2 separate regions of the Homo sapiens genome follow, and region 1 is linked to region 2. Evidence: read pairs that join two places in POLR2A ChIA-PET (ENCODE). Cell type or tissue: A673. All regions are shown on one strand. Links, peaks and the distances in the headings refer to the core of each region. The heading gives the core; the rest is flanking DNA.

Region 1 (4,395 bases), core at 251-4,250, 670 kb before region 2:
GTGATTGTACCACTGCTCTCCAGCCTGGACGACCAAGTGAGAACCTGTCTCAAAAAAAAAGTGTCCTGTAAGTACAAAACAGCATGGTGTAATGAAAGAGCATAGTCTTTGGAGTTAGACTGTTTCTGGCACTGCGAAGCCTTGGGTAAGTTGTCTTCTTTCTCTTCTTTGGTCCTCACTTTCTGAAAGTGCATTGTGAAGATTTATTGAGTTAACAGTGAACGCATGGAACCATTGGTACCACATCAAATATGAAGAAATTCACTCAGCAGTGGAGCTGCATTTTTAAATTAGTTTCATAAAGTCAAGCAAATGAACTTGATTAGTTACATGATTGGATTAAAGGTGACTAGGCTTTAAATCATGAAATATTTCAAGGAAAAGAAAATGATCCCATGGTGGTATCAAGTTTCAAATGGCAGTGGTTGGGATTCTATGAGCAAAAGGGACCAAATTTACAATGAGAGTACAGGAGGTGAATTTGGAAATTGAGTCTCATTTTTTTAGCCCTCTGTCTGTTTTGTGTTCACTTACTTCCTTTTTTCTGAGGTTCTGAAACAAAAACAAAACGTAGGCTCTGCAACAGCTGAAGGAGCTTTTGAATTCTTTCTGAAGAGGAAATTGACTTTACCTAACCAATGCACTTCCTGTGTATGCTATATCCGCTAAAGAGCAAGACAGGACCTCAGAGGCACAGTGCTCAACTGCAGAATTTCCTCTTGGCCATTCGAAATGTATTACAGCGTTCTGACACAAGGTCTTCACTTATTCTGGTATCTGTAATATGTATACAAAGCAACTGAGGGTCCTGTTAAAAATACAGATTTGGCCGGGTGCGGTGGCTCATGCCTGTAATCCCAGCACCTTGGGAGGCTGAGGCGGGCAGATCACAAGGTCAGGAGTTCGCGACCAGCCTGGCCAAAATGGTGAAACCCCGTCTCTACTAAAAATACAAAAAAATTAGCTGGGCTTGGTGGCGCATGCCTGTAATCCCAGCTACTAGGGGGGCTGAGGCAGGAGAACTGCTTGAACCTGGGAGGCGGAGGTTGCAGTGAGCCGAGTTGGCGCCACTGCACTCCAGCCTGGGCGACAGAGCAAGACTCAAAAAAAAAATATATATATATACAGGTTTGGCTGGGCGCGTTGGCTCACGCCTGTAATTCCAGCACTTTGGGAGGCTGAGGCAGAAGGATCACCTGAGGTCAGGAGTTCGAGACCAGCCTGACCAATATGATGAAACCCCATCTCTACTAAAAATACAAAAATTAGCCAGGCATGGTGGCATGCGCCTGTAATCCCAGCTACTCAGGAGGCTGAGACAGGAGAATCACTTGAACCCGGGAGGTGGAGGTTGCAGTGAGCCAAGATTGCTCCATTGCACTGCAGCCTGGGTAACAAGAGCAAAACTCCATCTCCAAAAAAAAAAAAAAAAAAAAAAAAAATATAGGTTCTAGGGGAGGAGGAGGAAAGAAAAAAAATTCATGTTCTGATTTAGCAGTTCTGGGTGGGGCCTGAGATTCTGAATTTCTAACAGTATCCCAGGGGTTGTGTTAAAATCATAAGGTATTCTCTCTTTGGTTCTTTTAGAAAGTTCTTTGAAACACACATGATTAACTGCGTTTTCACTCAACAGCATTTGTTTACCAGATGCTATGTAGATGAGGGCCCAGTTTGCAAAGATCTCATAGTTGAATGGTGAGCTGAATCAAGTGCAATTTGGGTTTATGGCCTTTCTTTCTTTTTAAAATTTTTACTTGGATTTATTTCACAGAAATTCTTTGGTAAATACAGAAATTAGTTAACAATTAATTTAGGATTTCTCTTTGTGATTTAAAGAATTATTTTACTAACTGCATAAATATTATTATAACTGCGTTAATGTCAAATGGAGAGAAAAGGGCTGGATGAGGTGGCTCACGCCTTATCCCAGCACTTTGGGAGGCTAAGGTGGGTGGATCACCGGAGATCAGGAGTTCAAGACCAGCTTGGCGAAACTTTGTCTCTACTAAAAATACAAAAATTAGCCAGGCGTGGTGGCATGCGCCTGTAATCTCAGCTACTCAGGAGACTAAGGCAGGAGAATCTCTTGAACCCAGAAGGCAGAGGTTGCAGTGAGCCGAGATTGCGCCACTGCACTCCAGTCTGGGCCACAAGAGTGAAACTCTGTGTCAAAAAAAAAAAAAAAAAAAAAAAAAAAAAAAAGGAAAGAAAATTGTTTCTATGGTCTGCCCACCCAGTAAATGATACTGCTCTTTTTCTGTTTTAGTCCTTGGGCATGGGCATTTTTTGTTTTTACATGGTCGTGAACATTGCTGGGAAACAATATTGTATTCTGCTTTTTAAATTTAGAGAGAATTTAGAGAATAAATAGAAAGTTTTTAAATCTCTATATTAACTGTTGAAATATTGTCCTTTATTCATATTTTGATATGTTCTTTCTTGGTGGATTTTTCTTATACTTTAAACTTTCTTGATAAGAGAAAGTTAACAAAAGGGTTATGGTGGTAAACAATATGTCATATGAAACTAAGATAATAATATCTAGAAAGCAAAGTATGTTTTTGCTTTAACTTATCGGAGTGGCTTATAGTTAGAATTTTCCCATTAAGCGAGAGAAAATGAATTATATGTTACCTGAATTGTTTTTTGAGAAGAGGGCCTTGCTCTGTCGCCCAGGTCAGGTTGCAGTGGTGATCCTCCCACCTTGGCCTCCCAAAGTGCTGGGATTACAGGCATGAGCCACCATGCCTGGCCTGTTATCTGAAGTCTTTAAAATAAAAATCTGGACCAGGTGCAGTGGATCACTCCTGTAATCTCAGCATTTTGGGAGGCCAAGGTGGGAGGATTGCTTGAAGCTGGTTCAAGACCAGCTTGGGCAACATAGCAAGATCTCGTCTCTACAAAAAGTGAAAAATAAAATTAGCCAAGTGTGGTGGCCCGCACCTATAAGCTCAGCTACTCAGGAGACTGAGGCAGGAGGATCACCTGAGCCCAGGAGTTCAAGGCTGCAGTGAGCTAGGATGTGCAACAGAGTGAGACCCTGTCTCTGAAATAAAAGAAGAAAAATCTGGTGTCTGTATAAACAACCTATTTATCTTCATAATATATTTGACATGAAGATTTTCCTGTCATATCCCCTAGAATATGGGTTCTTAATCTGAGATCAGTAGATTTAGGGCAATGTTTCTCAAATTGTGGGCTACAGAATCACAGGTGTGCTTGGAAAAAATGAGAACTCCATCCATACACTCCTTTAGCCCCTCCTGTCATTTTCTGGTTCAGTAGGTCTGGGATGGAACTCTGCAGTCTGAATTATAACAAGTAGCCTACATGATTCTTCTGCAAACGAAGTTTCATAATTACTGCTCCAGGCAAGCCATGGTTTGGCTCTGAGGGAATTTGTAAACTTCTGCAATTGAATAATTTTTTAGGGTATAGATTATGTATTTTTTGGGGAAGAGGCTTTTTCTTCTCTTTCAATAACTTTGAAAGGAAGAGGCTTTATAAACCTCTCATTTAGATTGACAAAGAGCACTATAATTCAAAAAGGATTAAGTCATTGTCCCAGCTCTGCCTCCTACAGGCCTCTTTGGTTTTTAAATAATTTTTGGTTTTCTTTTAGCATAATGAGGGCATTTTATCCATGAGTTTTTTTGTTTGTTTGTTTGTTTGTATTGTGGCTTTTCATTTTTATTTAGAGACAGGGTCTCACTCTGTCACCCAAGCTAGAGTGCAGTGGTGCAGTCACAGCTTACTGCAGTCTCGACCCCCTGGGCTCAGGTGATCCTCCCACCTCAGCCTCCTAAGTAGCTGGGACTACAGGCATGTGCCACCATGCCCGGCTAATTTTTGTATTATTTGTAAAGACAGGATTTCTCCATGTTATCCAAGCTGGTTTCAAACTCTTGGGCTCAAGTGATCCTCCTGCCTCAGCCTCTCAAAGTGCAAGGATCATAGGTGTGAGCCACTGCACCTGACCATGGCTTGCTTTTTTTTTTTTTTTTTTGAGACGGAGTCTCACTCTGTTGCCCAGGCTGGAGTGCAATGGCGCGATCTCAGTTCACTGGAACCTTCGCCTCCCGGGTTCAACCGATTCTCCTGCCTCAGCATCCTAAGTAGCTGGGATTACAGGCATGCACCACCAAACTCAGCTAATTTTTTTGTGTTTTTAGTAGAGATGGAGTTTCACCATGTTGGTCAGGCTGATCTTGAACTCCTGACCTCATGATCCACCCACCTCGGCCTCCCAAGTGCTGGGATTATAGGCATGAGCCTCCATGCCCAGCTGACCATAGCTTTTTAATCTACCACTTCTTTGCTGCTTTTCAGTAAAATGAATTTTAATCCCCTCATAATTAAACAATTTTCAGTATTGAAACGTACACTTTTCAAGAA
Region 2 (4,395 bases), core at 109-4,108:
TGCCTGTAGTCCCAGCTAATCAGCAGGCTGAAACGGGAGGATCGCTTGAGTCCTGGACGCAGAGGTTGCAGTGAGCTGTCACTGCACCACTTCACTCCAGCCTGGGAGAGAGAGTAAGACCCTGTCTCAAATAAAGAAAGAAAGAAAGAAATAAAACAATTATGATAAGTAAAAGCCACTCCACAAATTTCTGAATTTCCTCTTGAAGTAGCAGCATACCCATTGAAAACCCTTGGGATAGACTGTTCAAAAAATATATATATATATCCGGACAATGGGATGTCAATTTTGTTGAAAATTAAATATAGCCTAATCTCCTCAAAATATTCCTAGGTCACTGGAAGGCAAAGTTGTGTAATTTCACATGATAAAAAGCACATTTGAACACAACTTCTATTTGTGTTCCCTTTCCAAATAATAAACAAGATTGACCCTTTGAAGTCAACCTGATCTTTGCCAGTCCCCTACTAACCCTTTTTCTATTGTTTCTGAAATCCATTCTCTGAAACTCTGGAAATTCCATTATGAACAAACTAACTCTCAGAGGGAGTACATTACATTGTTTAAAAGCATGGACTTGAATCAGGCAGACCTGAATTCAAAATTTAGCTCTATTATCTAAGTACCCTGTGTGTGCTATTGACCAGTTAACTTCTTGACACCCTAGTTTCCTTAGCTGTAAAATCTCTCATTTTTCCTTAGCTGCTTCTCTTTCAGCTGAAACCTGCACAGATTATCTCTATCCTAAGACAACAACAAAAAGGAAAATTACAATGACCGTACCATTATAGGTATTCCTTGTTTTATTGTGCTTCACGGATGTTTTACTACAAATTGAAGATGTGTGGCAACCCAGCATTGAGTAAGTCTATCAGTGCCATTTTTCCAACAGCATGTGTTCACTTCATGTCAGTGTGTCACATTTTGGTAATTCTCACAATATTTCAAACTTTTTCATTATTACATGTTACAATGATCTGTAATCAACAATCTTTGGTGTTATTAACGTATCTGTTTGGGGAAGCCATGTACCATGCCCAGATAAAATGGGTAACTTAACTGATACATGTTGTGTGTTTTCTGACTGACTGCTCCACCAACCGGTGTTTTCCTCTCTCCTCTCTCCCTCTCCTCAGGCCTTCCTATTCCTTGAGACGCAACAATACTGAAATTAGGTCAACTAATAACCCTACAATGGCCTTTAAGTGTTCAAGTGAAAGAAAGAGTAGCAGGTTTCTTACTTTAAATCAAAAGCTGGAAATGATTAAGCTGATTGAGGAAGGCATGCTGAAAGGCGAGACAGGCTGAAAGCTAGGCTTCTTGCAGTCAAACAGTCAAGTTCTGAATGCAAAGGAAAAGTTATGGAAGGAAATTAAAAGTTGCTACTCCAGTGAACACATGAATGATAAGAAGGCAAACAGCCTTATTGCTGATATGGAGAGAATTTTAGTAGTCTGAAGAGAAGATCAAACTAGCCACAATGTTCCCTTAAGCCAATTTAGAAGCTGCAGTAAGTTATCCAGAAAACCTAACAGGGACCATCAATGAAAGTGGCTACAATAAACAACAGATTCTCAATGTAGACAAAACAGCCTTCTATTGGAAGAAGATGCCATCTAGGACTTTCAAAGCCCAAGAGAAGTCAACGCTTGGCTTCAAAGCTTCAAAGGCTGACTCTCATTGACAATTTGAAAAATGCTAGGGCCCTTAAAAATTATGCTAAATCTACTTGCCTGTGCTCTATAAATGAAACAACAAAGCCTACATGACAGCACATCTGTTTACAGCTTGGTTTACTGAATATTTTAATCCCGTCATGGAGACCCACTGCTTGAAAAAAAAGATTCCTTTCAAAATACTGCTGACAATGCATCGGGTTATCACGAGCTCTGACAGAGATGTACAAGGAGATGAATGTTGTTTTCAGGCCTATCAACACACTATCCATTCTGGAGCAAATGGTTCAAGGAGTAATTCTGACCTTCAAGGCTTATTTAAGAAATACATTTCAAGGCCAGGTGTGGTGGCTCATACCTGTAACCCCAGCACTTTGGGAAGCCAAGGCAGGTAGATTGCTTGAGCTCAGGAGTTTGAGACCATACTGGGCAACATGGTGAGACCCCTGTCTCTACCAAAAAAAAAAAAAAAAAAAAAATAGCTGGGTGTGGTGGTGAGTGCCTGTGGCCCATGCTACTCAGGAGGCTGACTGAGGTGGGAGGATCGTTTGAGCCCAGGCGACAGAGGTTGCAGTGAACCAAGATCGCACCACTGCACTCCAGCCAGAGTGACAAAGCGAGACCTTGTCTCGAAAAAACAAAAATACATTTCATAAACTCTACAGCTTCCACAGACAGTGATTCCTCTGACAGATGTGGGCAAGTAAACTGAAAACCTTCTGGAAGAAATTCAACAGTCTAGAAGCCATTAAGAACACTTGTGATTCATGGGTGGAGGCCAAACATCATTAACATGAGTTTGGAAGAAGCTGATTCCAACTCTCATGAATGACTTTGAGGGCTTCAAGACTTCAGTAGATGAAGTGGCTACAGATGGGGTAGAAATGGCAAGAGAACTAGAATTACAAATGGAGTCTGAAGATGTGACTGAACTGCTCATGATAAAACTTGAATTGATGACAATCTCATGATAAAACTTGAATTGATGACAAATTTCTTCTACTGGATGAGCAAAGAAAATGGTTTCTTTTCTTTTTGAGACAGTCTCGCTCTGTCGCCCAAGCTGGAGTGCAGTGGCATGATCTTGGCTCACTGCAACCTCCACCTCCTGGGCTCATATGATTCTCCTGCCTCAGTCTTCTGAGTAGCTGGGATTACAGGCGCACGCCACCACAACTGGCTAACTTTTTTATTTTTTAGTAGAGACGGGGTTTCACCATGTTGGCCAGGCTGGTCTTGAACTCCTGACCTCAGGTGATTCGCCTACTTCAGTCTCCCAAAGTGCTGGGATTATAGGCATGAGCCACTGCACTGGTTTCTTTTCTTTTCTTTTTTTTTTTTTTGAGACAGTCTCGCTCTGTCGCCCAGGCTGGAGTGCAGTGGTATGATCTCAGCTCACTGCAAGCTCTGCCTCCCTGGTTCATGCCATTCTCCTGCCTCAGCCTCCGGAGTAGCTGGGACTACAGGCGCCCGCCACCATGCCCGGCTAATTTTTTGTATTTTTAGTAGAGACGGGGTTTCACCATGTTAGCCAGGATGGTCTTGATCTCCTGACCTTGTGATCCGCCCGCCTCGGCCTCCCAAAGTGCTGGGATTACAAGCGTGAGCCACCGCGCCTGGCCTTGCACTGGTTTCTTTATATAGAATCTACTCATGGTGACGACGTGAGCATTGTTGAAATGACAACAAAGAATTTAGATTATTACATAAACTTAGTTGATAAAACAGCAGCAGGATTTGAGAGGACTGACTCCAATTTTTAAAGTTCTACTGTGGGTAAATGCTATCAAACAGCATCACATGTTACCGAGAAATAATTCATTAAAGGAAGAGTCGATCAATGCAGCAAACTTCATTTTTGTCTTAAGAAATTGCTACGGCCACCCAGCCTTCAGCAAACATCACCTGATCAGTCAGCAGCCATTAACATTGAGACAAAACCCTCCACCAGCAAAAAGATTATTGCTGGCTAAAGGCTCACATGATCATTAGCATTTTTTAGCATAAAGTATTTTAAAATTATGGTATAGGCATTTTTTTAGCTATAATGCTATTACACACTTTAAAAACTACAGCATAGCATAAACATAACTTTTATATACACTAGGAAACAAAAAACTTACATGACTTGCTTTACTGAGATATTTACTTTATTGCAGTGGTCTGGAACCATACCCACAATATCAGTGAGGTATACCTGTGTATCTTTGAACTATCATTTCCATCTCTTCCTCTCTCTCTTCCCTGTCAAACTCTTCAAAATAAGATTACTAATTAAATTTTAAAAGTTACTATTCAGATGAGAGGACAATAAAAGACAGAGAAACTGTAGAGCTAAAGAAAATATATTGAAGACTAAAATAACACCAATAGAGCTAATAAATTAGAAACAGTAAGAAACAGAAAAGCTATAACTGAAACACTGACAAAAGTTTAATCTTAGTAGAGAGAAAAAGACATAGACTGAGTAATTTCCCTAAATACCTGTTTAATTTTCCTTATCCTGCTCTACTTTTTCACAGCTCTGTAATCTTCTAAATTCACATGTAACTTACTTATCTGTTATGTTAATTACTTATCACCCCCCACCACCACCACCTTGAGAATATAAGTGCCATAAAGGCAGTGGCTTTTGTTATGTTTCACTGGCACAGGGCAAGTGATCAATAAATATCTGTTGAATGCATTAATAAATGCATGACGATGATATGAAAGACAA

The links. ChIA-PET counts read pairs that join two places held together with the same protein. Peaks named below come from ENCODE experiments on the same cell type or tissue, not always from the same donor. Only the 100,000 strongest peaks of a DNase experiment are listed, where the experiment ranks them.
Region 1: POLR2A ChIA-PET joins it to region 2 with 8 read pairs; 1 of 35 experiments calls an interaction of 5 or more read pairs at or near these places.

The regions. Positions count from the first base shown.
Region 1 is chr17:30,805,325-30,809,719 of GRCh38, reverse strand. The region is part of intron 1 of CRLF3 (cytokine receptor like factor 3); the gene reads left to right. Among named protein-coding and RNA genes, the nearest start is that of CRLF3, 17 kb to the left of the region's middle. In A673, for the core only: a CTCF peak has its summit at 3,586 (motif pointing left); no DNase peak of the experiment used is centred there; H3K27ac peaks cover 416 bases.
Region 2 is chr17:30,130,870-30,135,264 of GRCh38, reverse strand. The region is part of intron 2 of NSRP1 (nuclear speckle splicing regulatory protein 1); the gene reads right to left. Among named protein-coding and RNA genes, the nearest start is that of MIR3184, 16 kb to the right of the region's middle. In A673, for the core only: no CTCF peak of the experiment used is centred there; no DNase peak of the experiment used is centred there; H3K27ac peaks cover 540 bases.